2 separate regions of the Homo sapiens genome follow, and region 2 is linked to region 1. A link is an interaction called in ENCODE POLR2A ChIA-PET data of the cell type or tissue named here. Cell type or tissue: A673. All regions are shown on one strand. Links, peaks and the distances in the headings refer to the core of each region. The heading gives the core; the rest is flanking DNA.

Region 1 (15,758 bases), core at 2,972-10,971:
GAAAGCATCCCAGGTAGAGGAACAGCATATGCAAAGGCCCATAGAGGTGAAAGGGCATGGCAAGTTTCAGGAATGGGTGGCGAGGCTGTAGCAGTGTGCAGGGCCCATGGTACATAGCCCCACAGGGCAGGTTAGGGCACAGGACTATGGGCAATGGGGAGCCAAGGCAGGTCTTCTGTTGAGGGAGGGCACCCTGCTCCGGCAGTCAGTTTGTTCAAGAGAATGGGAGCTGAGGCTACACACAAGCTTGGCTATTAAGAAAACTTTAGCTGAGTTGAGCTATGACCTACTTTGTGTCAAAGAGCAAAACTGTGGCGCAGCTGGGGCTGAGACCCAAGTCCTGAGCCTCCCAGTGCATGCCTCCCCAGACCGCTCTCAGGGCATGGGACAGCCCCTTTAATACTGGGTGCTCCAATACTCCTCGGGTTCAGTCTGAAAAACAGCCTCAAGTACAGCTGTTAGGGAAGACACCAAATGGCAGTGGGCCCTGTGAGGAGTGGGTTCAAACTCTTAGCACGAGAACGGCAACCACCTTGCCCACACCCCACCTGCAGCAGCCTGGAGACTGCTGTCTGTATGCCAGGAAGTGCTCAGGAGACACATGAAGGGCTGGAAGAATACAAAGCTACTCAGATACACCAGCCCCCAAAAGGGCCCTTTAACAAGGGCAGTTCAACACTACCACCACTCTTGGACAGACATCAGGCCTCCTGCTCCCCAGGTCCTACCCACTGGCCTGAGGCTGGTTTCCCTCCAAAGGTTCCTAGATCACATCACCACCTAGGACAGAAGCCAATCTCTTCCCAAGCTCAATAGTGAGAGGCCAGAGGTCTTGGACCAAGGGCCAATGTGCCATCCTGGATGTGCACTGGAAACACCTACATGTCAAAAATACAATTCTGAGGCTTCATTAAAGACCTGTGGAAGTGACTCTCCAGGGGTGGAGCTTAGAAACCAGTGGCAGATTGTATTTTCCAAAGACAGCCACCTCAAAAGATCCCCTCCCACATAATCTTCCGGCAGGCATTGTGAGGTTCACATTCCTCCCACCCAGTTGGGGGGTCTAGTCTCCTTCTCTGGAAACTGGGCAGACCTCTGTGACTGGCTCAGTCAAAAGAGTGCAGAGGAAATGACACTATGTGATTTCTGAGGCCAGGTCATATAAATTCCATCTACCTCTGCCCTGTTCTTTTGAGGTATAGTATTCATGCTAGGAATCCAGCTAGCATGTTGTGAGGAAGCCCAAGCAGCCATGTGAAATGGCCACATGAAACTGTTGTGACTGACGGTTCCCAGCCAATTGCAGCCTCAACCCCCAGACATATGAGAGTGCAAGACTTCAAATGATCCCAGCCCTCAGTCTTTGAGCCACCCTGGCTGACATTGAGGAACAGAAACAAGCTGTCTCCATCATGAGAAATTGTAGATTTATAAGCAAATTGTTGCTCTCTTAAACCACTAAGTTTTGGGGTGATTTGTTGTGCAATAAATAATAGGAACGGGAGCCATATTTTTAAATTACCACCAAGATTGTATTGCACAACCAGAATATGGAACCACTGCCCTGAGAGAGATGGTGTCTGGGTCAAGACCTAGGGCATCACAGGATGAAGTGAGGGCAAAGGTGTGCTACCCACTACTCAGGTATGAGACAGTGGTGGGTCTACAACCCTACCTCAGTGAAGATGGCTTCAGGGCTGGCAGATCAGAAGCAAAGGAAGGGGGGCTTCTGTTTCAGTTATCTGTTACTGAGTAAAAACCATCCCCAAACTTAATGGTGTCAAACAAACACTTGTTATTTCTCACCACTCCATGCATCAGCTGAGTAGTTCTCTGCTGGCCTCGCCTGGGCTCACTCCCTATGCTGTGCTCAGCTGGAGGACCAACATGGCTGGAAGCTGCCAGAAGTCCTCACTTGCATGTCTGGCAGTTGCTGCTGGCTCTTCGTGGGCCCGCTGGTTCCCCTCCATGGGTTCCCCCGCCCCCAGTGGTACACCAGCTTCCTTCTATGTGGTGCCTCATCTCCTCATAGCCCGGCCTGGCTTCCTCAGATGGCATTCTCAGAGCAGGGATCCCAGAGGGCAAAGAAGAAGTTGCAAGGCCTCTTGGGACCTAGGCGTGGAACCAGCACCATGTCACTCTGCTACATGCCATTAACCAAAGCAAGTCATGAGGCTGGCCCCACTTCAAGGGGATGAAGACATGGACTGTACATCTGGTAAGCAGAGGGACAAGCATCCAGGGGCAGGAGGTGTTCAAGGTCACTGAACAATCCATCCCTTCATCCTTACTCTGCCGGGTGGAGGGTTCCCAAGCTCCCACAGGCTATGTAGAGGCCTTCCTGAAGCTATCCCAAGACTCTGGCAGCTGGAAGCATATTGGGAATCAGCTACATACACCTTCTTCTTGCCCCTTCCCCATTTTTAACAGCTTTATTGAAGTATTTTTTATTTAATAAAATCCATCCATTTCAAGCGTAGAATTCAATGATTTTCAGTAACTTTACCTAGTGCTGTAATCATCATCATAAATTCATTTTAGAACATTTTCATCCCCCTAATAAGACTTCATGCACATTTATAATTAATCTCTGTTCCAACTCCCAGTCCTAGGCAACCATATCTACTTTGTTTCTAAAAATTGGCCTTTTCTAGACATTTCCTATAAATTGAGTCAGACACTGTGTTCTGGCTTTGTGACTGGTTTCTTTCACCTACCGTTATGTTTCCAAGGTTTATTTATGTTGAGGCATGTGTCAGTATTTCATTCCTTTTCATGACTGAATAATATTCTATTGTATGGACAGACCACAGTTTGCCTATCCATTCATCAGTTAATGGGCATTTGGCTTGGGCATTTAGACATTTATGAACAACGTTGCTATGAACATTCCCACACAAGTCTTTGTGTGGATGTGTTTTCATCTCTCTTGGGTCGATATCTAGGAGTGGAAGAGTTGGGTCGTATGGTCATTTTGTGATTAACTTCTTGAGAAACTGCCAAACTATCTTCCACAGGGGCTGCATCATTTTGTGTTCCCATCAACAACATGAAGTTTCCTGTTTCTCCAAATTCTTGACAAGATTTATTGCCTGTTTTATTCACTACAGCTATTCTCATGAGTATAATATAGTATTTCATCATAGTTTTCATGTGCATTTCCCTAACAAGAATACTGAGATTGTTTTATGCACATGTTGGCTATTTATACAACTTCTTTGGTGAAATGTCTGTTTGTATCTTCACCCACTTTTTGATTGGATTGTTTGTCTTCTTGTTACTGAGTTGTTAAGAGTTCATTGTAAATTCGGAATATAAGTCCTTTACTGGGCATATGTTTTACAAATATTTTCTCCTAGTCTCTTGTTCGTCATATTTTCTTAATAGTGTCTTTTGAAGTGCAAATGTTTTGAACTTTGATGAAGGTCCGATTCATCATTTTTTTCTTTTTTGGATCATGCATTTGGTGTCGTATCTAAGAAATCTTTGACTAACAACAGGCCTATTTTTAATAGAAGTAAAGCTTGGTGTCTGAACACTAAGCAAATCTACTAACCAAGACCCCTAAAAACCCAAAAGCTTTATGACACTGAAAATAATGGCCCAAGGACATTCCCAGACAGTTCTGGGCTCTGGATAGAACAACACAAGTTTCCAAAAAACAGGCTGATAATACCACAAGCTTATAAAATATGTATACTCCTTGGCCCAGTAATAAATCACTCAAGATATGGCACAAACTGTTCACAGTATGGTTTTTGCGGAGAAAAGCTGAAAACCACCTCAGTGGGCATCTGTGGGGGATGACAAAGCACCTTATAGTTCATCCCCAGGGAGCACAGAGCAGCCTCTGGAGCAGTGTCTGCAAAGAAACCACAGCCAAGCTGTTTACAAAGCTCAGTTCCTGTGCAAAGAAAGATCCCAATGGCGCCCTTTCCACTGTGCTTTTCATGTCAAGTTGAATGAGCTACGATTTGCACACTGTAAAATTCAGATGTACACAGTCATGCAACCACTACACCATGAAGATAGAGTATTTCAATCACTCCAAAAAGTTCTTTCATGCCCAAATACATAGAAAAGTCTGGAAATAAATACATCAGAAATACACAGTGATCCTCTCTTGGTGGCAGAATGGTGGATGATTTTTGCTTTTTAGCATTTTCCCGGACCTTTAAAAGACACTTTAAACAATATACTATTTGAAATGGCTCAAACAATACTGAACTGACTTCAGAAAATCATTTCTTTGCCACAGCCCTGACTCTCTCCCACACAGACACACGCCCATCCCCCCAGCTCATACAAAAGAACGCAAGGAGACCTCTGAGTTTGCTCACTTTGAACCTTAAACAAAAACCTTGTGGATGCAACCAGAATTATTTCAGAGGTGCCTGGTAACACCGCAGGGCAGACAGACAGGCCTGACAGCAAACCATTATCAACCCTTACTTCCCTGAGCTGTAGGGGAGTGGAGGCCGGCAACGGCTCCCAGCAAGACATTTAAAAGCTTTCTTTTCAATATTGACTGGCCCAGGAAAGCTACTGTTCAAAGGATTCCTTCACCAGCTGCAGGGATGGGGGGTGGGGAGGGTGTTGCACTCTTGCCTGGGCTACCAGCTCTTAGGGCTGACATGAAATAAAATCAGGTTCTTTTTTTTTTTTTTTTTTTTTTTTTGAGACGGAGTCTCGCTCTGTCGCCCAGGCTGGAGTGCAATGGCAGGATCTCAGCTTACTGCAACCTCCGCCTCCCAGGTTCAAGCGATTCATCTGCCTCAGCCTCCCAAGTAACTGGGATTACAGGCGCCTGCCACCACGCCCAGCTAACTTTTGGTATTTTTAGTAGAGATGGGGGTGGTTCACTATGTTGTCCAGGCTGTTCTCGAACTCTTGACCTCAGGCAATCCACCCGCCTCGGCCTCCCAAAGTGGTGGGATTACAGGCGTGAGCCACCGCGACCGGCCAAGAAAAAGAAACACATGAGAACATCTTAACAAAAGGGAAATACTGCAGTGTCTCCCATCTGCAGAAAGAACCACTGAATCCACTTATGAATCCCTCCATCTTCTTCTGTGCACTCACATACACATGTCCTAGTAGAAAATACTTAGTATTGTTTTGTGTGTTTTTGTTCTTGTTATGTAAGCATCAGTGTTGTGCATAATCAGCTTGTGGCTTGCTGTGTCCGCTCATCCTCGTTTGCTGAGTCCTAGCTGATTTGATGGACACCAGGTTGTCTCCAGTTTCTCACTGTAATAAACAATGATGCAGTGAACATCCTGTGCACAGTGGCTTTCGAAGGTAGAAGCCAAGAAGTGGACGTGATGTAAAAACTTTGTCAAATTGCCATTACTTTTATAATTAAAAACAAACCTAAAAGAATATGTCCAAAATGCTTGGGGAGAAGCCTCTAACTCCTTCCCAGCAGATATGTACTCTGGGCAAAGCCTTCAAGAACAAGTACGAATTTGCCAAATGGACAACGTGCTGATTCTGGGATACTGTGGCAGAGGAGACAGAATGCTATCGCTTTTCAAACGGCAAGATTTTACATTTAAACTCACAGAGTTATCCACAAGGCAAGATTCTGTCTCTGTCATAGCTAGGAACAGCTGAAGAGTCTGCCTCTTGCTCCAACATGGCTGGGTACCGTGGCTGGATAACCGTTCCCGGTGCAGGTAACAGGTGGACAATATCACAATATCACTGCACCCCTCTCGTGAAAAAGAAAGGGAACACAGTCTAGCACTCACCAGAGAAGCAGGTTTTTCTTCATCTTCCAGAAATGTGTTCTAAAACACCAGAAAAAAACATCAGCCAATCATCGACCTGTTAACCTAACCCCAGCTCAAGAGATGGAACTCGGATCCCATTGCCAAGTCAGCACCGGCAGGCACAAAGGTGGCAGGGCCGGGAGACACCACTTTCCCGAGAGTCCTATCCCCACCCCCAACAGGGATCGGGAGAGAGCAGTTAGCACAGGGCTCGTCTCAGATGGGCTTCTCACCAGCGGGGTGCCCCTAACCTAGACCCCTTGCCTCTCCAAGCCTGTTTCCCTCTCTTTCCCAGTTACTACTTGGGGCTCTTTGCACGGTCTATGGTGGCACAAGAAGTGGGTTCGGAAACCCAGTAGCTGAATTGAAGCGGAGGGGAGGCTTTTCCGCACCTACGGCTACAGGGCGGCGAGAGCAGGCTTGCCAGGCAACCCTCGAAAGGCCTTCCGGGAAGAGGGGGAAGAGTGACGCTTGGGTGTGGGGGCACATCCCCAGCAACCGGACGAGGCCGCCACCCCCAAGGCCCTCCTGGGCTTCGGATCCCGCGCCAACCCCTCGCCCAGGTCTCGGAGCGAACTCTCCGCGCCAGGCGGGCGGGGCGGAGGGAGGAGGGAGTTGAGAGTGGACGGCCGGGAGTGGGAGGAAAAGCGCAGACGCCAGGAACGCCCCGTGAGTGAGGAGAGGAGAGCGTGGGAGTCACGCGGAGAAGCCAGACCCAGACGCCGACCGGGCACTGGTGGCGCTGCCGGGGTCCCGGGGGTTCCTGGACCCCCTACCCCAGGCCCCTCCAAAGCAACTGGGGTAAACCAGACGCACTGTGAGGCCAGCGCAGCTGCTGGACACGGTCCCCGGCGCCGCTCCAACCAGACCGCGACCGCTAAGCCCCTCCTTTCGAGAAACTCTGGGGCCGCCCCTGGAAGTGGCGGGGCGAAGGGACCGGAGGAGGGACCGGAGGAGCGAGGCGCGCGGCGCAGCGATGGAGCCGGTCAGCACGGGCGCGGAGGCCGGCATGGAGGGCGCGGGAGGTGACCCGTACCGGCGACCTGCGCGGCGCACGCAGTGGCTGCTGAGCGCCCTGGCGCACCACTACGGGCTGGACCGCGGCGTGGAGAACGAGATCGTGGTGCTGGCCACCGGCCTGGACCAGTACCTGCAGGAGGTCTTCCACCACCTGGACTGCCGCGGCGCCGGCCGTCTGCCCCGCGCCGACTTCCGAGCGCTCTGCGCTGTGCTGGGGCTGCGCGCGGAGGGGGCCACCACGGCCGGGCAGGCAGCAGGTGACGGGAACTCCAGAGATGTGACCCCCGGGGATGCGGCCGCTGAGTTGGCCACGGACGGGGACTCAGATACCGATGAAGAGGCGCGCCTGGCGCTGCGCGCCGAGCCGCCGGAGCTCACCTTCCGCCAGTTCCACGCGCGCCTCTGTGGCTACTTCGGCACCCGTGCGGGGCCCCGGCTGCCCCGCGGCGCTCTCAGCGAGCACATCGAGACGCAGATCCGCCTGCGCCGTCCGCGCCGCCGCCGCCGCCCGCCCTGCGCGCCTGGCCCCGACAGCGGTCCTGACTGTGAGCGCGTTGCGCGGCTGGAGGAGGAGAATAGCAGCTTGCGCGAGTTGGTGGAGGACCTGCGCGCCGCGCTGCAGAGCAGTGATGCGCGCTGCCTAGCACTGCAGGTGCGCGCCGGCCACGAAGGGAGGGTGGTAACGCCCGGGAGAGGGCTCGAACTAAAAGCTGGCTGGCTGCGGAGCCCGACAGGACAGAGTCAGAGGAAGGGGAGACAGAGGGCAGCCCCACACCATCCCACTCCGCATCAGCACACTTGCATCTTGCCCCTGTTCCTCCCCATTCCACTCCAGTCCCCAACCCTATTCTTACCACCTATTCCATTCCTGAAAACCCCAATCACACTCAAACAACCATACCCCACTTTTCTGCTCCACCGCCACATCATCGCGTCTTGCCCCTTTAACCTAGGAATTGCACCTGTCTGGGTAGTCTCACATATTCCCTTTCAACAAGCATCTTTCTCTCTCCTTCCTGCCAGGCTTCTGGGAGGTTTAGGAGACAGAAGTGTGAAGAAGGCCCTGTCCTCACCTTTAGGGATATCCCTGCCTCCTGGGGTAGACTGACAGCTCCTTCTGTCAATCAGCAAAGACTTATGGGGCTCCCTGTGGGAGAAACAGAGACAAGTGAGAAACAGACAATGTGGCTCACACTGTGGATCAGGCACTCACGGGCCACCAAGTGCCTGCGGGAACCAGACCCGCTCTGGGCTATTGAGAAGAAACCATGGGGTGAGATAGGGACCCAGCCTTAGCATCTGGGAGCCGTCGACAAACACTTAAGCACTGTGCCAGCCGAGCACCAAGGGCAGTGCTGGGCCGCAGGGGTCAGAGGAGGAAAGGAACAGCCCCTACCCCAGGCGACAACAGGCCAGGAAGAAACTGACATTATATGACCCCGCCTTAGCTCAGGACACTGCAGAGTGCAGGGAAGTGGCAAGGTGTGGTTTTCAGTGTCAGTGTGCATGGAAGCCAGGGTGGAGGCGGGAAACTACTCCTCTGATGTGGAATCCCAAGTAACGTACTGGGAGCCATGGGATGCGCCTGAACGGTCTTCCGGCATCTCTCATGCTTGGTATTTATTGAGCACCTACTATGTGCCAGGTTTGTTTTAGGCTCTGGGAACACACCAGTAAAGACAGATAGAAACCACCCTCAAAAGCCTCTAGTGAGCAGGCACGGGGAGGGCTGGAAATGCCACTGGGGGGAGTCTAGGAGATGAGGAACCGCCACCCGGCAGGCTGAACGCCGCCAATACAGTAGGCCGAGAAGAGTCGCGAGGTTGGTACTATAGAGGGAACAGAATACAGGCGTCGTGTCTCAGTTTCCTTCAGTGAAAAAACGTTGGGGGGTGGGGGATGAGGAGGAATCAGAGCTTGGGCCTCCCTGGGGATGTGGCGAGGGTTAAAGGAGCTTGGACGCACCGGACCTAAGGGCCTGGCACCCGGAAGCAGACGGCGCAAGAAACGTGCTCAAGCGCTTCTGGGTGCAGAGGCATGGGGCCGCCGTCGTGGCGGGCGTTCGTCTGGTGCATCTGGCTGGGGCACTTACCCCCTGCCCCTGCTGCCCTGTCCCCGCAGGTCGGACTCTGGAAGAGCCAGGCGAGCACCCACGAGATGGGGCACGGCGGGCCGGAGGCTGCGGTGCGGGAGCTGCGTCAGGCGCAGGGCGCCCTGGCTGCGGCGGAGGCCCGCGCTGGGCGGCTGCGCCGTGGCCAGGCCGAGGTGCGGCGGCGCGCGGAGGAGGCCCGGCAGGTGGTGCTGCGCAGCCTGCACCGCGTGCGAGAGCTGGAGGCGCTGGCGCAACAGGTGCCCGGCTTGCAGCGCTGGGTGCGGCGGCTGGAGGCGGAGCTGCAACGCTACAGGTGAGCGGGGGCGCGTGCCCTGGGCCCAAGTTCCCCAATTCGGCTCCCATTTTCCCAAACTTCGGGTGTGCAATCCCCCTCCCACGCGCTCTCGTGTTCCGCAGTTTCTCCATGCGTTTATTCATGTATTCTTTCATTCCTTTGTCAGTTCTCCATTTCTTAAGTTATAAGTCTGCTCCATTGCTTGCTCTGCAACCATCTGCCCACCCATCCATTTATCCATCCATCTGTCCATCCATTCACCCACCCCACACACCCACCCATCCATCCATCCATTTGTCCATTCACTCACCCCCCCCACCCACCCATCCATCCACTCACCCATCCATCCACTCACCCATTCATCCATCCACCTATCCACTCACCTACCCACCCGTCCATCCATCTATTCATCCATCCACTCACTCACCCACCCATCCACTCACCCACCCACCCATCCATCATCCATCCATCCCCCCACCCACCCAGCCAGCCAGCCGTCCATCCATCCTCCTGTTCATCCACAAACACCCTCTATTTGTTTATCATAGATTGCAGTTGAATGTGCTCATTCTTATTTGTTCCTGGATTCGATCATAATGATAATAGCTTACAGTTACTAAGCACTCGCTGTTTGCCAGGCCTTGAGCTAAGTACTTTATGTGGCTTAACTCATTTAAGCCTCACAGCTGCCCTGTGAGGTGGGTACTGCTATGTTTCCACTCTGTAGATGAGGAAACAGGTGTGTAATGACTGCCTGTGCTAGCTCCACCAGGGCAGGAAGCTGGACTTGGGACCCAGGTTCAAATCTTGGCAGGGCTTTTGGCAGACGTGTGAGTGTGGGCAAGTCACCACCCCTCACAGACCCTGCTTCCTCTTGGGTGGAACACAGATTGGGGTCCCTGCCTGTGGGAGTGGCTGTGAAGAGGCCATGAGGTCCTGCCTGGCACATGGTAGATGCTTGGTAGACAGAGCCTCTCTCCCTTTCAAATCACAAGTCACCCCTGCCTGCTGGCCGGCCTGACTACACATTTGCTGAGCACTTTCTGTGTGCCAGGGGCCATCCCAGGCATCAGGGATGTGACCACGTGACTAGGACAGACTGAATTCCCTGCCCTGAGCAGCCACCTGTGAGCAGGTGAGACCTTCACAGGAACAGATGCGTGGCAGCAGGCAGGAGGTGGGGGACACTCATCAGCCTGCCCCCAAAGAAGTGACACTTGAGGATAGGATGTTACCGGGCCAGATGGAGAGAGGAGAAGAGAGAACATTCCATTCTAGAAAATTGGAACAGTACGGGCAAAGCCCTAGGGCAGAAGGGACCATTCAAAAACTAAAAGGAGGCCAGAGTGGCTGGAGGGGTAGAGCTGAAGGGAGGCCCATTTAGGGCCTGGAAGGTGGCAGCAAGGATTTCAGTTTTTCCCTTAAGAGAAAGAACATGAAACCATGGAAAAGTTTTAAGTAAGGAGGTGACAGAAGCAGATTTCAATAAAAAGTTACCCTGGCTACAATGTGACAAAGAGATGGGCAGATGGGGAGAGCAGGAGACAGTGCAGAGCCCAGTGAGGGGCTCCTGCCATCCCTGATCCTGAGAGGAAGGTGGTCTAGCCCAGGCTGGGGGTGGAGCAGCCAGAAGGGGTGGCCTTGAACCTACTGGACATCTGAGAAGCTCACAGCTGGGAGATGGTAAGGCATGGGGCTAGAGGGAGGCCTCCAAAGAGGCAGACTCTGGGCCAGCCTCCTGCAGCATGCAGTGTTTGGAGAGCCACTTCCTGTTTGCATAGCTGATGGCTAAAGAGCAGGGCTGGTTGGCTTGAGGCCCACATCCAGCCTTGGAACTTTATCCAAGAGGAGAAATAAAGGGGCTCTTCTTTGTTTATTTCTAAAATCACAACTAGTCCTCTATAGCAGAATGCTACAAGTGACTACAAACATTGGCATAGCCCTTTACAATAGAAAAAGTGGATTCATAGCCAATGCACCATTTAGTCCCCATAAGGTTGTACAAGGTAGATGTTTTATCCCCAGTTTACAGATTGTGAGAAATGAGGCACTGAGAAGTTAAGTAATGTACCCAAGGCCACACAGCCAGAAAGTAGGAAAGTCAAATCAGCCTGGCCCCACTGCCTGTGTGCTTCGATTCACAGTTACACGATGGCTGCTGTGCCTCCAGACCTTGCATCTGCTGATCGGGCATAAGAAGAAACCTGCGAGGCTAGTCCTGTTAGTCAGTCCCAAACAAAACTGGAGTTCTGTTTTTTGTTCGTTTGTTTGTTTTTTGAGACAGTCTTGCTCTGTCACCCAGGCTGGAGTGCAATGGTGCGATCTTGGCTCACTGCAATCTCTGCCTCCCAGGTTCAAAAGATTCTCCTGCCTCAGCCTCCCCATAGCTGGGATTAAAGATGCATGCCACCATGCCCAGGTAATTTTTGTATTTTTAGTAGAGATGGGGTTTCACCATATTGGCCAGTCTGGTCTCAAACACCTGACCTCAGGTGATCTGCTTGCCTTGGCCTCCCAAAGTGCTGGGATTACAGGTGTGAGCCACTGTGCCCGGCCAAAAGTGGGGTTCTGTTAGTAAGGAAGAAGTAGGAGCAGCTATTGCAGAGGCTTTGAAGAAAACACCTAGTGATGAGGAAATTGAGGACCAGAGAATGAGTGATGCTATGTGAAGGGCACACGGTGATTAGGCAGATGGCTGTGTCACTAATTTCTCTGCCCCTCTAGAAACATGCCTTCAACCCTACCTTGCCCGGGGGGCTGACCTCCTCTGCCCATTTTCTGTGGTCAAAGTTTGCTGGTTTGTGGACTGACCTGCCCCAAAGCTCTCACTCTGAAAAGAAGGAAAAGGAGAGGAGACAGAATAGCCATGGGCATTTATTGAGCATCAACTGCATACCAGGCACTTTTTCATGTAAGCTCATGGGGCCTCTAGTCTAAAAGAAAAGTGTTACTGTCAGCATTTCACAGACAAGAAAACCAAGACCAGAGAGGAAGCAGCTGTCCAGTGTGGCACAGCGACTTAGTGGCAAGGGCAGGACTCACAGCCCAGCCTGATGGCCCCAACCACAAGCTCAAGTTGGGTTTGGTAGTATGCACAAATCCTTCTGGATTCTCCTACCCCAGAAACATCGGCCGGACATTTTACTGGCTGGGGAGGGACTGTAGGCTACAATTCACCTCTGCTTTTGCTTTTCAAGTGCCAGAAGCTCAGATGTCCGTGACTATTGAGCTGAATCAGCCCCGTCCTCTGCAGTTGGCCTAGAGGGCTGCATTCTAGAGGAATTACCGGGAGGAAAGGGCCCCATGCCCCAAACAGTAGAGCCCCATCACACCCTCTTAAGTGACATCACTCTGGAATGTCTCTAGGTGCTCTGCAGATGTGTCTTTGGGGAGAAAACAGAGCAATGACTGAACTCCCCCTGAGAATGACAGCTTGAAGCCATTTGGTTAGAATAAATGACCCAACAAACACCTTTCCAGCATCTCCCAGTGTTCAAAGCACTTTCACAGATACTGACTCACGCTGATCTTCTCATCTTCCCTCTAAGGTTGGTATTATGTCGGATGTTTCAAATAAGGAAATAGACCCTTGGGGTTGGGAGTGGTTTTACTAAAGTCACATACCCAAACTCAGCTGAATTTAGACTGCGTTGAATTTCCTAACTTTGAGTCAAACTGTGCTGCCACTTTCCTAAAATGGGATCTTGATGACTCTATTGTTCATGTTAGGGCTTCTATTGAGTTCTTTTTCAGACCTGTACTTTCTTTTTCATCCTTATCAGTCCTTGTGTTGTAGGTTCTGTCTAATCCTTTATCTCTGTAGCATTCAACCATACTAATTTTAAAGTCTCTTGTGGATTGCTGTAATATCTGAGCTTCCTGAGATGTTTTACACCTGCTGTCTTTGTCATGATGAGGCATTCTTGGCAGGCACTGTCATTTTGGGCTGTGAGCCGTCTTTGGCAGGGCCATGATCCTTGAGAGTCACACATAGAACTGGCTGTAGAGTTCCCTTCAGAGCAGTTTTCCATCTGCCTCCACCAGGCCCTGATTCTAGACCAGTTTTTAATTTTGATACTTAGCGTGGAGTTTCCTAGCTGCACAGGTAGTGAGAGATTGAGTCCCATACCTGGGAACAAAACCCCAAGACCAATAGGTGGAATATTTTTCATTTTTGTTCATGGATAAGACAGCCCTTGCTGGCCCCTGGCCTCATGCAGGGAGTCTCCTTCTGTAACTCACTATGCAAGGTCTCCTGTCCCTAATCCCTCCATGGGCGTTTCAGCTCCATCTCCTGCTTTCCACACAAGTTGGAGGTCTCCTCTTCTTGATTTTGACTTTGGCTCTATATTCTTTTAAATAGTTCTATTTTATCCAGCATTTCAACATATTTGTAGATGGAAGAGGGGCTTCTCATAGCACCCCAAACCACCATCTTGACCAGCAGCCTAACAGGATGGACAATAAATATGTAAGCAATTGGAGACATTTATTTAATTCATTCAACAGTATTTTCTAAGCACGTTCTGTGGACCAATCCCCGTGCCACAATCCTTGGGACACAGAAATGGCAGTAGACATGTTAGGGCACAGGTGTGCCATGTGCTGAGGGGCCACAAAGGAGCTCCTGCTGCTTTCAGAGCTGTAGGAGTTGCAGGTGAAATAGAAGCCTCCCAGGTGTCAAAAGGCATCTTCAGGCCTCCTAGAGCTGGGGAAGACTCAGGTACTCCCTGGCCCAGCCCCTGCCTGCTGAGGTGCACAGTCCTCCTAAGAGGCTCCTGGTCCCCTCGCAGCCACATCAGCCTCTGATCCTGCTTTCCCACAGCTGGTCTCCACTCACATGACCTTGTCTGAGATGAGAAACTCAGCTCCTTATTCTTCAAATCCCACAAAATAGTCCATCCCCACACACATTTTTATGCATAGTAGACATTACTGATTATTGGCGGGGTGGGGGGCGGGGCGGGAATCTGTTGCAGTAATGCAAACAGCTTCATGTGGAAAATTTGACATCACCATTCATAAAATGTCATTCAATCCCTGCCCAACCAAGGTGTTTCAGTGGCACTTCTCCCAACTTAGTTCCAACCACTCTCCACCTTTCTTCTCTCCTCTGTTTTCTCTCTCTTTTCTTCCTTTCTATCATCCAGGTCTCCTGGGTGAATGCCAGAAAGCCTAATGCAAACTGACCTAGGTGAAAAGGAAGTTAGTTCTTAGAACTGAAAAGTGTAGGCATGTCCAGCTTCAGACATGGCTGGATTCAGGTACTCACGTAGTGTTACCACGATATACTGAAGTTCTGCTTTACTCTCTGGCAAATTCTCTCCCCCAGTAGCCCTTGGGGTGCCAGGCTAATATCCCCAAAGCTCAGTCCAGTAGAAAGACCATCTGTCATCTGAACCATCCCACTGAAGTCCTGGAACTGGGCCTCATTCAGCCAACTTGGAAACATGTTCATCCCTGAATTCATCACAGGGGCCAGGACAATTTGATGCTCTGACTGGCCAAACCTTAGTCACATACCCACCACTGGAGTGAGAGCAAGGCCCATTGAACTCTGGAAATGAGATCCTCCCAAGAGAATCAAGGGGCACTGTACCCCAGACACATTCAAGGAACACACCCCTTTGCCCCTCTCTGGAGCTCGCAGCCCAGTCCTTTTCTTGTCTGGGTAGAATAGCCCACCTGTGGCAGCTCAAGACTGTGAACTCTGAAGCCCCGGGAGGAAACCTGGTTAGACACAGAGCAGGCTTGTCTGGAGGTCAGCTTTTCCTGGATGCTGGGTGCTTTGGGAGTGGTTTCGGGGGGACTCTGTAACCTCGCCAACCTGTGCCCATCCAGGTGATTCAGGGCTCACTGGGGAGGGTGGACAGAAAAAGATTGTTATCCCCAGGTTCTGTCCGTAGCTGGGAGCCCTCCTGAGGGAGCACAAGGGCTTGGCACTTCTGTGGCCTAGCACCCAGCCCAGCCTTGGCACACAGTAAGATGTGTGTGGACACACGAATGGACCAGCGGGCATGGGAGTGGATGCTGTCCTCAAAACTGGAAGAAAGGGCGTAACGCCTGGGACTTCAGCACAAGGAGACCCCTAAGTGGTCCAGTGGCCTTGTCCTGCCTTGAGGGGTCCCCCTTCAGTCCTCAGTAGAAGGTCTCTGGTGGGTTTGTGACATCTCGTCCTTTTGAAACCGCCCATATCTCAACCAGTTGCCTGGCCTGGCCCCCTACCCTGCTCTGAAGCCAAGGAGCAGCTGAGTCCCCTTGATGGGGCCTTCAGGACACCGGGGCAGGGCAGGCAGCCTAGGGCCAGCACCACTGGGCAGGGGCTGGTGCCCAAAAAGACAGAAGAGACAGAGAGCCAGCTCAGCTCAGCCGGAACAGGGAGGAGAGGCCTGGCGGCCTGGCCTCTGGCTTTGTTGTTGGGGGAGGGTGAAAAGGCTGGGATGGAGGAAAGGGGGTGGGAGAGGGAGGGAGGAGGGACGGCAATTGGCTGGCCACCGTGGAGGGGACACAAAGATGAGGCCATCTGAGGGCTACCTCCTTTCTTCTGCCCCATTGCTGCTGCCTGGCCTGACCTGGC
Region 2 (15,758 bases), core at 2,811-10,810, 300 kb before region 1:
ACAGCATCAAAGAAAAACAAAGGGTTCTGGTATATTTATGGGAGGCCATTGATTTGGTTTTTTTGTTTGTTTGTTTTATGAGACACGGTCTCACTCTGTTGCCCAGGCTGGCGTGTAGCGATGCCATCATGACTTACTGCAGTCTTGACCTCCTGGGCTCAAGCGATCTTACCACTTCATCCTCCCCGGTAATTGGGACTACTATTTTTTTGTAGAGAAGAGGTTTCATCATACTGCCCAGGCTATTGTTGAACTCCTGAGCTCAAGGGATCCTCCCACCTCGGCCCCTGAAAGTGCTAGAATTACAGGTGTGAGCCACAGTGCCTGGCCAAATGGAGGCCATTGATTTGTACTGAGCTCCTCCTACACTAGGCCCCTACAGGCTGACCCAAAATGGAGTCACTCATGCTAAGGTTCCATGTCACCAAACTGAAACCTAAGCTGTTTGCTTATAAGATCTGACCTTAGGGCTGGGCGTGGTGGCTCACGCCTGTAATCCCAGCACTTTGGGAGGCCGAGGCGGGTGGATCACTTGAGGTCAGGAGTTCGAGACCAGCCTGACCAACATGGTGAAACCCCATCTCTACTAAAAATACAAAAATTAGCTGGGTGTGGTAGTGCATGTCTGTAATCCCAGCTACTTGGGAGGCTGAGGCAGGAGAATTGCATGAACCCAGGAGGCAAACGTTGCCGTGAGCTGAGATCGTGCCACTGGACTCCAGCCTGCGCAACAGAGCAAAACTCTTGTCTAAAAAAAAAAAAAAAAATCTGACCTTCTGAGAAATCAGGAGAGAGGCAACAGTCAAATCCCCAATAGGTCAGTTTTACAAAAAAATAGATTCACAGCAACCAATCAAAAGGGGCCCATTCAACCTAAGCTGCTTGATAAGGAAGTCCCCTCTGCTTTAAGCCATGCAAGGAAAGTAACCCGAAGGAACCTAATGTTAACCAATCCACTTTTTTTTTTTTTTTGAGATGGAGTCTCGCTCTGTAGCCCAGGCTGGAGTGCAGTGGCGCAATCTCGGCTCACTGCAACCTCCGCCTTCCGGGTTCACGCCATTCTCCTGCCTCAGCCTCCCAAGTAGCTGGGACTACAGGCGCCCGCCACCAAGCCCGGCTCATTTTTTTTGTATTTTTAGTAGAGACGGGGTTTCACCATGTTAGCCAGGATGGTCTCGATCTCCTGACCTCGTGATCTGCCCTCCTTGGCCTCCCAAAGTGCTGGGATTACAGGCATGAGCCACCGCGCCCAGCCAACCAATCCACTTTTTCCACTATGCTGTTTCCTTGTTCCTGGTCAAGCTGCCTGCCTTAGAAAAACCTACTGCTCTGCCATGCCTGGTAGAGCTCCTGTCTATTTTGTAGGCTGGATGTTGCTCAGTTCATGAATCACCAATAAAAGCTAATTAGATCTTTATTTTTTTTACAGACAGTGTCTTGCTCTGTCACCCAGGCTACAGTGCAGTAGTGCAATCCTAGCTCACTGTAACCTTAAACTCCTAGGCTCTGGTGATCCCCCCACCCCGGCCTCCCAAAGTAAGGAGATTACAAGCATGAGATACCACATCTAGCCAAATCTTTAAAACTCAATGTGTTGAAATTGTGTTTTTGACACAACACACAGAATAGGAGAAAATATTTGTGAATCATATATCTGATAAGAGATTAATATCCAGAATGCATGCAGAACTCCTAAAACTCAACAACAGAAAACCCATTTTCAAAATAAGCAAGGGTTGCACAGCAATCTGAACATACTTAATATCTGTGTGAGATAGAGGAACAAACCTAAGTGATTTTTCCTACTCTTACCCAGTCACTCAACACTGCCAACAGCAGATATGCGGGGGTTATTTCCCCACACACCAAACATCGATTCTGCGGATTCCCCAGTAGACATCAGCTGGGTGTCCTCCAGTTCAGTTCTGACACCATCTACCTGGAGATAGTGTCAGATCCCACAGGTTGAGGGCTCTAGTCCCACAAGGCTGCCCCCCACTTCAGATGCTGCAAGCACGGGTCGTGGTCTGTGCTTCTGACCAATTGGCTATAAACTGGGGCTCCCAGGATTTATTTAATTGGCTAGTGTGGCTCACAAGACTCAGGGAACCACTTACTGATGTATACTGGTTTCTTATAAAGGATATTACAAAGAATACAGATGAACACTGTAATCCCAGCACTTTGGGAGGCTGAGCGAGGCAGGCAGATCACCTGAGGTCAGGAGTTGGAGATCAGCCTGGCCAACATGGCAAAACCCCGTCTCTACTAAAAACATAAAAATTAGCTGGGCATGGTGGCATGTGCCTGTAGTCCCAGCTACTCAGGAGGCTGAGGCATGAGAATCGCTTGAACCTGGGAGGTAGGGGTTGTGGTGAGGCAAAATTGTGCCACTGCACTGCAGCCTGGGCAACAGAGTGAGACTCTGTCACAAGCAAGCAAACAAACAAACAAAAAAACAGATGAACAGCCAGATGGACGAGATGCCCAGGAAGAGGTGTGGGGAAGATGCACAGAGTTTCTATGCCTTCTCTAGGCATGCCCCTCTCCAGGAATCTGCCTGTGCTCAGCTGTTGGGAAGCTCTTCTGAACCCTGTCCTTTTGGGTTTTTAGGGAGGCTTCATGACCTACACAACTGACTAAATCATTGGCCTTTGGTGATCAACTCAGCCTTCAGCTTCTCTCTCCTCCCCAAAGTCAGGGGGCTGCTGAAAGTTCCAACCATCTAATCACAGGTTGGTTCCCTTGTCAACCAGCTCCAATCCTGAGGATATCAGGGATCTGCCAAGAGTTCCCTCATTAGAACAAAAGAGCTCCGCTCCTGTCACCCAGGAAATTCCAACAGATTTAGGAACTCTGTGTCAGGAACCAGGGTCAAAGACCAAATGTTAGAACAAAAGATTGTCTTAGCACCCCTACTGCTTAGAAAATTACATGAGTATTAGGGGCTCTGTGCCAGCAACTGGGGCAGAGACCAATGTGTATATACATATATACGTGTGTATATATGTATGTATATATATGTGTGTGTATATATATATTATTTATTTTTTTGTTTTTGGAGATGGAGTCTCGCTCTGTCGCCCAGTGTGGAGTGCAATAGCGAGGTCTCGGCTCACTGCAACCTCTGCCTCCCAGGTTCAAGCTATTCTCCTGCCTCAGCATCCCAAGTTGCTGGGATTACAGGTGCCTGCCACCACGCCTCGCTAATTTTTGTATTTTTAGTAGAGATGGGGTTACACCATGTTGGCCAGGCTGGTCTCCAACTCCTGACCTCGTGATCTGCCTGCCTCGGCCTCCCAAAGTACTGGGACTACAGGCATGAGCCACTGTGCCCGGCCCTTTTTTATTTTATTTTATTTTATTTATTTATTTTTTTTTGAGACGGAGTCTTGCTCTGTTGCTCAGGCTGGAGTGCAGTGGCACAATCTCAGCTCACTGCAAGCTCCGCCTCCTAGGTTCACGCCATTCTCCTGCCTCAGCCTCCCGAGTAGGTGAGACTATGGGCACACGCCACCGAGCCAGGCTAATTTTTTCTATTTTTTAGTAGAGAGGGGGTTTCACCGTGTTAGCCAGGATGGTCTCGATCTCCTGACTTCATGATCCGCCCACCTCAGCCTCCCAAAGTGCTGGGATTACAGGCATGAGCCACTGCACCCAGCTGGCCCTTTTTTATTTTTTGAGACCGTCTCTCTCTGTCGCCCAGGCTGGAGTGCATTGGTGAGATCTCGGCTCACTGCAACCTCTGCTTCCTGGGTTCAAGCAATTCTCCCTGCCTCAGCCTCCCAAGTAGCTGGGATTACGGGCGCCCACCACCAAGCCTGTGTAATTTTTTTTTTTTTTTTTTTTGAGACAGAGTTTCACTCTTGTGGCCCATGCTGGAGGGCAGTGTCACAGATCGGCTCACTGCAACCTCTACCTTCTGGCTTCAAGCAATTCTCCTGCCTCACCCTCCCGAGTAGCTGGGATTATGGGCATGTGCCACCACCCCTGGCTAATTTTGTATTTTTAGTAGAGATGGGGTTTCACCATGTTGGCCAGGCTGGTCCTGAACTCCTAGCCTCAGGTGATCTGCCTGCCTCGGCCTCCCAAAGTGCTGGGATTACAGGCGTGAGCCATCATGCCTGCCTAATTTTTGTATTTTTAGTAGAGATGGGGTTTCGCCGTGTTGGCCAGGCTGGTCTTGAACTCCTAACCACAGGTGATCTGACTGCCTCAGCCTCCCAAAGTGCTAGGATTACAGGTGTAAGCCACGGCATCAGGCCAATATTTATTATTATCTTACAATGCCATTAAACAATACACTTAAACATTGTTGGCTGGGCACAGTGGCTCACATCTGTAATCCCAGCACTTTGGGAGGCCAAAGCAGGCAGATCACCTGAGGTCAGGAGTTTGAGACCAGCGTGGCCAACATGGTGAAACCTCATCTCTACTAAAAATACAAAAATTAGCTGGGCGTGGTGGCAAACACCTGTAATCCCACCTACCCAGGAAGCTGAGGCAGGAGAATCACTTGAACCCAGGAGGCGGGAGTAGCAGTGAGCTGAGATCACGCCAATGCACTCCAGCCTGGGTAATAAAGCGAGCCTCTGTCTCAAAAGAAAAAAAAAACTGTTAAGCCAGGTGTAGTGGCACATGCCTCTAGTTCCAGGTACTCAGGAGGCTGAAGCAGGAAGATTGTTTGAGCCCAGGAGTTCAAGACCAGCCTGGGCAACACAGCAAGACCCGCCTGGGCAACACAGCAAGACCCTGTCTCTTAAAAAAAAAAAAAAAAAAAAAAAAAAAAAAAAAAAAAAGCCAGGCATGGTGGCTCACGCCTGTAATCCCAGCACTCTGGGAGGCCGAGGCGGGTGGATCACCTGAGGTCAGGAGTTTGAGAGCAGCCTGGCTAACATGGTGAAACCCCATTTCTACTAAAAAAACAAAAAATTAGCCAGGCGTGGTGGCGCGATCCTGTAATTCCAGCTACTCGGGAGGCTGAGGCAGGAGAATTGCTTGAACCCGGGAGGCAGAGGTTGCAGTGAGCCGAGATCGCGCCATTGCACTCCAGCTTGGGCAACAAGAGCAAAACTCCATCTCAAAAAAACAAAAGAAAAAAAAGAAAAGAAAACCACACACAAACACACAAAAGTTAAAATTATAAATTTTGTTATGTGTATTTTACTACAATTTTTAGATCTTTTTTAAAGAACAGGCAAAGTACTTGAATAGATATTTCTTCAAAAAAGAAATACAAATAGCCAAAAGCTCATAAGAAGATATTCAACATCACTAATCATTAGGGAAATGCAAACCAAAATTCCACAATGAGGTATCACTTCACACCAATTGGGATGACTGTTACCAAAAAATCACAAAACAGGCCAGGTGCGGTGGCTCACGCCTGTAATCCCAGCACTTTGGGAGGCCAAGGCAGGTGGATCACTTGAGGTCAGGAGTTCAAGACCAGTCTGTCCAACATGGTGAAACCCTGTCTCTACAAAAATAAAAACATTAGCCAGGCATGATGGTGGGTGCCTCTAATCCTAGCTACTCGGGAGGCTGAGGCAGGAGAATTGCTTGAATCTGGGAGGCAAAGGTTGCAGTGAGTCAGGATCATGCCATTGCACTCCAGCCTGGGTGACAGAGCAAGATTCCATCTCAAAAAAAAAAAAAAAACCCACAAAACAGGCCAGGTGCAGTGGCTCACACCTGTAATTCCAGCACTTTGGGAGGCCGAGGCAGGAGGATTGCTTGAGCCCAGTTCGAGACTAGCTTAGGCAACACAGGGAGTCCCCATCTCTACAAAATAAAAAAAAATTAGTTGGGCATGGTCGAACATGCCTGTGGTCCCAGCTACATGGGGTCTGAGGTGGAGGGATCCCTTGAGCCCAGGAGGGTGAAGCTGCAGTGAACCCTGATCAGGCCACTGCACTCCAGCCTGGGGTAAAGAGCGATATCCTGTCTCAAAAAATAAAAAAGAAACTTTAAAAAACGTTTTTAAAAATTAAAATTTTAGCCAGGTGTGGTGGCTCACGCCTGTAATCCCAGCACTTTGGGAGGCCAAGGCGGGCGGATCACAAGATCAGGGGATCGAGACCATCCTGACTAATGTGGTGGAACCCCGTCTCTGCTAAAAATACAAAAAATTAGCCGGGCGTGGCGTGGTGGCACGCTCCTGGAGTCCCAACTGCTTGGGAGTCTGAGGCAGGAGAATCGCTTGAACCCAGGAGGCGGAGGTTGCAGTGAGTGGAGATCGTGCCATTGCACTCCAGCCTGGGCAACAGAGCGAGACTCTGTCTAAAAAAAAAAAAAAAAATTTAAAGATACCAGTCTGGGCAACAAAGTGAGACTCCATCTCTACATAAAATTAAAAAATAAAATAAAAAATTTAAAAAATACGAAAAGTAACCACAATAGAATACTGAATCTCCAAGAACACATCACCAGCTTCTATAACATAAACTAGTGGCCAATCTTGTTTCTTCACTGCCTGTGAGAACACAGGACTTCCTGTGTCCTCATTGTCCTCATTTATTCTGAAGCAAATCGCTTTTTTTCTTCTTCTTCTTTTTGAGACAGAGTCTCGCTCTGTCGCCAGGCTGGAGTCCAATGGCCCAATCTCGGCTCACTGCAACCTCCGTCTCACGGGTTCAAGAAATTCTCCTGCCTCAGCCTCCGGAGTAGCTGGGACTACAGGCGGCGCGCCACCATGCCTGGCTAATTTTTGTATTTTTAGTAGAGACGGGGTTTCACCATGTTGGCCAGGATGGTCTCGATCTCCTTACCCCGTGATCTGCCCGCCTCGGCCTTCCAAAGTACTGGGATTACAGGCGTAAACCACCGCGCCCGGCCTTTTTTTTTTTTTTTTTTTTTTTTTTTTTGAGACAGAGTCTTGCTTCGTCGCCCAGGCTGGAGTGCGCGATCTCGGCTCACTGCAACCTCCGCCTCCCGGGTTCAAACGATTCTTCTGCCTCAGCCTCCCGGGTAGCTGGGACTACAGGCTCGTGCCACCACGCCCAGCTAATTTTATATTTTTAGTAGAGACGGAGTTTCGCCATATTGGCCAGGTTGGTCTCGAACTCTCGACCTCGTGATCCGCCTGCCTCGGCCTCCCAAAGTTCTGGGATTACAGGCGTGAGCCACCACGCCCGGCCGCGAATCACATTTTTAAAAATTGCTGGAAGAACGCCCTTCCCCGCTCCCGCCTCGGTGACAAACAGGCTTCCCAGGGCCCAGAAGGCTGTACGCAGACGCCACCACCCTGGCCCCTGCACTCCTGCGTGAGCGACTTCCATTCGGGACGGCTCAGCCGCCCGCTACCGCAGCCTTCCCGCCTGGGTCTCCCACAGGCCTCCCGGGGCACCTAGAACTGCGTGCCTCACGCGGGCCCCGCTGGGCTCCTCACCCGCTCAGCCACTGCCACCTGCCTGGGACCCTCCCCCTGCGGAGCGGGATGTTTGGCGGGGAGAAATGCGGAGGGGAACCCTAGGCTGGCGGCTTTCCTCCTTCCGCAGAACCCACGGTCCTGATCTCCGGCCGCCTCCTTCTGACCCGGGGTTCTGGCCCCCTCCTCCCCCAGGACCTCAGCGCGGCACCCCACCCACCACCCCCCGCCCCCAACCCAGGCCAGCTGTCTCTTTTTCCTCAGGGGTCGGGCTCCCAGCCTCTGCCCTCCACAACCACCCGCCTGCCTCACCAGGGCCCAGCCTGGCCCCTGGGAGCGGCCACAGCGCCGAGCCGTTTTTCCCCCGACAACAGCAGCCCGGAGCCTGAGCTGCCATTCCCGTCCCGCTGGGGACCCAGCGTCGCTTGGGGAGGGCTGGCCGCAGGCTGCGGGGTGGAGGCTGCTCCAGCCGCCTAAGGGTGCCTGCAGAAGCTTCTCCCGGCGCCCTCCCCTCTCCAGCCCCGGGCAGCTCACACGCCTCAGGTTTTTTCTTTACCTTCCCCTTTCTCCCGGAACCACTTGAGGATAGGTTAAAGACATCTTTTTGCTTAACCCCTACCTTCAAGGTTTATTTCCTAAGAACAAAGCCATTCTGTTAGAAACCCCGTCTCTACTAAAAATACAAAAATTAGCCGGGCGTGGTGGCGCGCGTCTGTAATCCCAGCTGCTCCGGAGGCTGAGGCAGGAGAATCGCTTGAACCCGGGAGGCGGAGGTTGCAGTGAGCCGAGATCACGCCACTGCACTCCAGCCTGGGCGACAGAGTGAGACTCTGTCTCAAAAAAATAAAATAAAATAAAATAAAAAGATACAATACCGTTACATAATTCACAGTCCATGTTCAGTTTGTTCAATTGTCCCAACAATATCCTTTGTGGCTTTTCCCTGCCTAGTCCATCCAAGATCCATTAAGGTGCATTGCATTTTGTTGTCACACCTCTTTAGTCTCTTAATCCAGAAGAGTTTATCAGCCTTTGTCTTTTCTAATCTTGATTTTTAATTTATATTTTATTTATTATTATTATTATTATTAATTATTTTGAGACAGAGTTTCGCTCTTGTTGCCCAGGCTGGAGTGCAATGGCTCACTGCAACCTCTGCCTCCCGGGTTCAAATGATTCTGCTGCCTCAGCCTTCCGAGTAGCTGGGATTACAGCTTGGTGTTGAGAACATTCAGTATCCCAGACAGGGTCTCACTGTACTACCCAGGCTGGGGTGCAGTGGCTATCGTACACTACTGCCTCGAACCCCTGGGCTCAAGCACACTTCCTGGCTCCGCCTCCCAAGGAGCTGGGACTACAAACACGTGACACTCGTGCAGGCTTCATGATTGTAGTTTAGCACAATATTACGAATGTTAAATGTGATCATTTGGTTAAGGTGGGGTCTACCAGATTTTTCCACTGTAAAGTTATTATTTTATTTTATTTTACTGGTTTTTTGAGACAGAGTCTCGCTCTGTCACACAGGCTGGAGTGCGGTGACACGGTCTCAGCTCATTGCAACCTCCCACTCCTGGATTCAAGTGATTCTCCTGTCTCAGCCTCCCAAGTAGCTGGGACTACAGGTGCTCGCCACCACGCCCAGCTAATTTTTGTATTTGTAGTAGAGATAGGGTTTTACCATGTTGGTCAGGCTGGTCTTGAACTCCTGACCTCAGGTGATCCACCCATCTTGGCCTCCCAAAGTGCTGGGATTACAAGCGTGAGCCACCACGCCCAGCCAAATTATTATTTTACAATTCACAATTGTACACACATATTTTGAGACCAACGTGTTTTTTGTTTGTTTGTTTTTTTGAGACCGAGTCTCACTCTGTCGCCCAGGCTGGAGTGCAGTGGTGTGATCTCGGCTCACTGCAACCTCTGCCTCCCAGGTTCAAGCAATTCTCCTGCCTCAACCTCTCAAGTAGCTGGGACTACAGGCACATGCCACCAGGCCCTGCTGATTTTTGTATTTATAGTAGAGATGGGGTTTCACCGTGTTGGCCAGAGTGATCTTGAACTCCTGACCTCAGCTGATCCACCTACCTCAGCTTCCCAAAGTGCTAGAATTACAGGCGTGAGCCACCAAGCCTGGCCTCCAACATGCTTTGTTGTTGTGTTTTTTGTTGGTGGTGGTGGTGGTGGTTTTGTCGTTGTTGTTGTTGTTGTTTTGAGACGGAGTCTCACTCTGTTGCCCAGGCTGGAGTGCAGTGGTGCAACCTCAGCTCACTGCAAGCTCTGCCTCCCGGGTTCACACCATTCTTCGGCCTCAGCCTCCTGAATAGCTGGGACTACAGGCGCCCGCCAACACGGCCGGCTAATTTTTTTGTATTTTTAGTAGAGACGGGGTTTCACCGTGTTACCCAGGATGGTCTCGATCTCCTGACCTCGTGATCCGCCCGCCTCAGCCTCCCAAAGTGCTGGGATTACAGGTGTGAGCCACCATGCCTGGCCTGTTGTTGCTTTTTAACTAAGTAGGGGAATGAAAAGGATGCACCTCGGAAGAGGGTTTGGTAAAAAGTTTGCTTCTGGGATCCACTCTCCTCTCACTCACCTAGTTCCCAGATCCCTCTGTCATACTTACCATTGCTCTCTTCCAGCCCATCCATTTCTGCCCTGGATATCTTCAGAGCCAGTGGCTGAATGAGGCCTTGGGGAGCATTTCTTCAAACTTAGGGCCTAAAAGATGCTAGGGCAATGGTTCTCAAAAAGGTTTTAGTATCTAAAACAGATAAAAGGGAAGTTGTTTTGGCGGGAGCAAGAGCAGGGGGCTGCAGCCACCCCCAGAAGACCTTCTCCCCAACTAGCTGGCCTCTGAAGTACCCCATTCCACACCCTGGGAAAGTATGGAAATCTCTGGCTTATCAGGCACACCAGTGGCATCTAGCTCCTCAGGAAGGCTGGCTTGGACCTTACCCACCTCTCGTATGCTGCTTCATACAACATTGGCCTGAGTCCTGGGGCCAATGGCTTTTGAGAAAGAACTCGGCCTGTCATCAGGCAGCATCCCCATCCCCCTGCACCATCACTGCTGCTCTTTCTGTACTGTCTTCCTGGAATGCAGACTGCAGGCCAGAGACTGCACAAGGAAAAGCAGCAGAGACCCAGCCAGCCCATCTCTCCTCTCTGCCCTGGAACCTGAATGCAGCTGCTTTCCTCCAACCTGCACCATTGAGGAAGCAGCCAGGTTGGAGACTCAGGCGGAGGGCCTGGCAGATTTCCTGAGTGCTCTCTGCAACAGACCAGGCCCACCAGAGGGGAACTGGGATCTGGCAAATGACCACAGCCATCAGGAAGTGGCCTGGAAGAGTTTTCACTTCTCCAAAGATATTGTTCCTGGTAGCTCCAGGGTCTATATATAAGACAAAGGAGGTGGGGGGTAGGAGGGCAGTGAAGAAGACATTGGCCAGGATCAAATCCCAACCTTGTTACGTGATCCTGACAGGTCATTTCAACCTTTAACCCACAGTTTCCATTCTAAAGTGGAGGCAAAATAAGCAGCGCCTACGGTTGTTATGACGACTAATGTAATCCTGCAGCGGGCTTTCCAAATGTCAGAAATTGGAATGATAACTGCACAAATCTGTGCTATACCGTCATGCCAGTTCTATTATGCTATTGTTTATCTAAGATTTCCCCTAACTGCTTTGCTTTTTAAACATGGGCATGTCCGAAGCAAAGCTGCTTGAAAATTGGGTTTATTTTACAGGTTATTGTTTCCTACTCTACTTAAATAGACGATTGCTAAAATAAAAAAAAATGTTCATCTATATTCACTTCCTCCTCTTTGTTTCTGAATCCTCTACCACTACCCTTCCTCTCCTCCAGTCTCCAGCTTTGTTTATAGGGAAATAGGTTCAAAATCTCAGTGATGACAGGTGTTTTAACTCGTTTGGTATACTGTTGCAGACAGTTGACCCTGGTCATGAACAGGATTGTACAATCCTCACCTTTAAGTGTGGAAGAGAGGACCAATGGTGTCACAGAAGCAAGATCCCTACAGAGAAGGCTTTTATATTTGCCCTAACTTGCCCTCAGGAATGATCTAGCCTTCACCTGCAGCAGACCAGGCCAGAAGAGTTTTCTGGTGGGGGTGTCCACATTGCCTTGTGGACGTAACAGGCTCTCCAAAATGTGAGCCAGAGCCTGAATTCGAGCCATGTTTTAGCTGGAATTCAGCTGGGCAGTCAAACCACGTACCTTCTGCATTAATCAGGGCTCAGTTACAGAAGACATGCCATTCTAGCCATTTTCATCAGAAAGGCATTTAATACAGGTGATTAGATGCTTACAAAATCTTAGAGGACCTAAAGAAAGGGGCTCTGGTGGACCTCCAAGATTGTGCCCAGAACTTGGCTGGGCGTGGTGGCTTACATCTGTAATCCCAGCACTTTGGGAGGCCGAGGCGGGCGAATCAGCCAAGGTCGGGAGTTCGAGACCAGCCTGACCAACATGGAGAAACCCTGTCTCTACTAAAAATATAAAATTAGCTGGGCATGGTGGCACATGCCTGTAATCTCAGCGACTCAGGAGGCTGAGGCAGGAGAATCGCTTGAACTCAGGAGGCAGAGATTGCAGTGAGCCGAGATTGCGCCGTTGCACTCCAGCCTGGGCACCAAGAGTGAAACTCCGTCTCAAATTAAAAAAAAAAAAAAAGAATGCACCCAGAACAAAACAGAACTGGCCTATTCGCCTATGCTGAAACCTAGTGTCTCCCTGGCTGTGCTGGCCAGCAGTGAGGACTTGGGCGGCAAAACAATGGCCCCCATCTCCTAGCTGTTATGTTATGCACCAGTGCATTTAAGGAGTAAACCTAACTCTTATCCAGAATTCTAACTGCAAGAAAGTCTGGGAAATGTGAATTATTTTTTTTAAGCTCTCTAATCTCTGCAGCTTAAGAAGTCACACTAAAAGGTTGACATAGATGATAAAAATCAATTTAACATACCCACCACCGTTTAACAAATAAAACGTCTTCCTCAGCCAGGCGAGGTGGCTCACGCCTGTAATCCCAGCACTTTGGGAGGCTGAGGCGGGCGGATCACCTGTCGTCAGGAGTTCGAGACCAGCCTGATCAACATGGAGAAACCTCCTCTCTACTAAAAATACAAAAAATTAGCCAGGTGTGGTGGTGGGCTCCTATATTCCCAGCTACTCAGGAGGCTGAGGTAGGAGAATTGCTTGAACCCGGGAGGCAGCAGTTGTAGTGAGCCGAGATTGCGCCATTGCACTCCAGCCTGGACAACAAGAGTGAAATTCTGTCTCAAAAAAAAAAAAATCTTGCTCTCCAACACTGGGGCCCAGCCTACCTCTTCAGCTTGGTCTCTAGCCACTCATCCAACCCACATGTACTCTGTGTTCAGGTGAATTGTCAGGTACTATGGTTTGAACGTGTCCCGTCCATAATTCAAGTGTTGAAACTTAATAGCTACTGAAGTGATAGTAAGAGGAGGGAGCTTAAGGAGATGATTAGATCATAGGGGCTCCTCCTTCATGGATGGGATTAAGGCCTTTATAAAACAGGCTTGTTGCAGCAGCCTCCAGCTCTCTTGCCCTTCTGCCTTCCTCCATGTGAGGCCACGGTGTTCCTTCCCTCCAGAGGACACTGCAACAAGGCACCACCTTGGAGGCAGAGAGCAGACAACTGGATCTGCTGGAGCCTTAAGCTTGGACTTCTCAGCTTCCAGATCTTTAAGAAATAAATTTCTGGGCCGGGCGCAGTGGCTCACGCCTGTAATCCCAGCACTTTGGGAGGCCAAGGCGGGTGGATCACGAGGTCAGGAGATCCAGACCATCCTGGCTAACACGGTGAAACCCCGTCTCTACTAAAAATACAAAAAAATTATCCGGGCGTGGTGGCAGGCACCTGTAGTCCCAGCTACTCGGGAGGTGGAGGCAGGAGAGTGGCAGGAATCCGGGAGGTGGAGCTTGCAGTGAGCCGAGATCTCGCCACTGCACTCCAGCCTGGGCGACAGAGCCAGACTCCGTCTCAAAAAAAAAAAGAAAAAGAAAAAAGAAATTTCTGTTCCTTATAAGTTACCCAATCTCAGGTATTTTGTTATAGCAGCACAAAACAGATTAAGACACTGGGGTACCTCCACCACGCAGTGCCTTTGCTCAAGCTGTTCCCTTTTTTTTTTTTTTTTTGAGGCAGAGTCTTGCTCTGTCACCCAAGCTGGAGTTCAGTGGCGCAATCTCCACTTACTGCAACCTCTGCTTCCCAGGTTCAAGCAATTCTCCTGCCTCAGTGTCCTGAGTAGCTGGGATTATAGGCGCACACCATTGCGGCTGGCTAATTTTTGTATTTTTAGTAGAGATGGGGTTTTGCCAGGTTGGCCAGGCTGGTCTTGAACTCCTGACCTCACTCGATCCTCCCATCTCTGCCTCCCAAAATGCTGGGATTACACGCGTGAGCCACCACACCCAGCCAAAGCCATTCCCTTTATCTAGAATGTTCTTTGTTGCTTTTTCCACCAAATGAATGAATTGCCTCTTCTTACAAGCTTTTTCTTACCTTCTGGAGAAGAAGTCATATTCTGGCCCTCTGTAGCTTTTTGTGTGTACCTTTTTAAATGATATATTTACATGTGTGTCTCCCACACTTGACTAAGAGGGCAGAGATCATCTCTTTGCTATCACAGGTGAGGAAAGTCTGAGCCAATTCCTTTTAGCTCCTGGCTTATTATTAAAAAACAAAAAAAGGAGATTGAAATAGGGTATTAAAGTATTAAAGTTTCTAGAACAGTCTAAAGGTTTAAGTTTGCCAACTTAATGCTTTTAACACAAAAATGATGATGCAGGTGCTGCGGCTCATACATAGTCCCAGCTACTCAGGAGGCTGAGGCAGGAGGATCGCTTGAGCCCAGGAGGTCAAGCCTGCAGTGAACCGCAATTGTGCCACTGCACCCCAGCCTGGGTGACAGAGTGAGATCTTGTTTAAAAATCGAACAAACAAACAAAAAACAAAAGACCAAACAACTCCTGGGCTCAGGCGATCCTTCTGCCTCAGCCTCCAAGTAGCTGGAATTACAGGTGCCAGTGACTGTCCACCTGCACATGTATTTTGATTCTCTTTTACAGCATCTGAATATATACTGTGATTGATCCTGGTTCAGGACTATGGAGTGATATGATAAGCATTAAATTTCTAAATGTAGGATGTTTTTTGTGATTGTGAGATTCAGGCCCATGTTTTTCTTGGATTCCTAAAGCAGGTGCTAGACTCAGTCATAAACAGACTCTCACTATATAAAGTAATTAATGACTTAGGAGGTCATATGTATTTTTCACACTGTCTCAACTGCTCTTTTGGCAAAGTGGCCTGTTCCCAGCTTTAAAGGAGCTCCAGCCAGGCGTGGTGGCTTATGCCTGTACTCCTAGCACTTTGGGAGGTCAAGGCAGGAGCATTGTGTGAGCCCAGGAGTTCAAGACCAGCCTAGGCAACATAGTGAGACCCCCATCTCTAAAAAAAAAAAAAAATTAGGCTGGGTGCGGTGGCTCACGTCTGTAATCCCAGCACTTTGGGAGGCCAAGGTGGGTGGATCACCTGAGGTAAGGAGTTCAAGACCAGCCTGGCCAACATGGTAAAACCCCATCTCTACTAAAAACACAAAAATTAGCCAGGCGTGGTGGCACATGTCTGTAATCCCAGCTACTCAGGCGGCTGAGGCAGGAGAATCGCCTGAGCCTGGGAGCCAGAAGTTGCAGTGAGCCAAGATCACGCCATTGCATTCCAGCCTGGGTGACAGAGCAAGACTCCCTCTCAAAAAGAAAAAAAATTAGCTGGGCATGGTGGCATGTATACCTGTAATTCCATCTACCTGGGAGCCTGAGGCGGGAGGAGCCCCTGAGGCCAGGTGTTCAAAGATCCAGTGAGCTATGATCTCACCACTCTACTCCAGCCTGGGTGAGATGGTGATACCCTATCTCTAAAAATAATAAAGGAGGTTCAACAAGACTCAGGAAGCTCATTATGTAGAGATGTCCATCACTGTGAATCACTGGAAATAACCTAAGAGTAAGTCAACATGGAAGAGGTTAAAGAACTAATGACTTATTGATTCAAAGGAAAATTACAGCCGTTAAAATAATGACAATTATGTGTCAATGTATAAGAAGCTTTGAAGTAATACTAAATCGAGAAGGATTATAAAATGGTACTCAGATTGGGAATCCAACCATGTCAAGAAACACATACACAAAAAGAAGAAAATGTCCTTATCACCTAATATGTGGTAGGCCTTCTGCTGAGTCTCAGGGATACACAATGAATAAAATGTGGTCTCGATGTGGCTCTCTGTTGTGGTGCCTGCCCCCAGAACTCTTACCAGGAACCTCCCCATGACAA

Evidence for each region. Peaks named below come from ENCODE experiments on the same cell type or tissue, not always from the same donor. Only the 100,000 strongest peaks of a DNase experiment are listed, where the experiment ranks them.
Region 2: POLR2A ChIA-PET joins it to region 1 with 10 read pairs; 2 of 35 experiments call an interaction of 5 or more read pairs at or near these places.

What each region holds. Positions count from the first base shown.
Region 1 is chr3:128,994,879-129,010,636 of GRCh38, forward strand. EFCC1 (EF-hand and coiled-coil domain containing 1) reads left to right here and starts at 6,426. Exons shown (of 8, transcript NM_001377500.1): 1 at 6,426-7,446; 2 at 8,916-9,199. The coding sequence starts at 6,751. It also overlaps a transcript of CFAP92 not described here. In A673, for the core only: no CTCF peak of the experiment used is centred there; a DNase peak (open chromatin) is centred at 7,353; H3K4me3 peaks cover 1,129 bases; H3K27ac peaks cover 1,038 bases; H3K27me3 peaks cover 4,098 bases.
Region 2 is chr3:128,691,058-128,706,815 of GRCh38, forward strand. No RefSeq gene overlaps it. Among named protein-coding and RNA genes, the nearest start is that of RAB7A, 27 kb to the right of the region's middle. In A673, for the core only: no CTCF peak of the experiment used is centred there; a DNase peak (open chromatin) is centred at 7,804; H3K4me3 peaks cover 390 bases.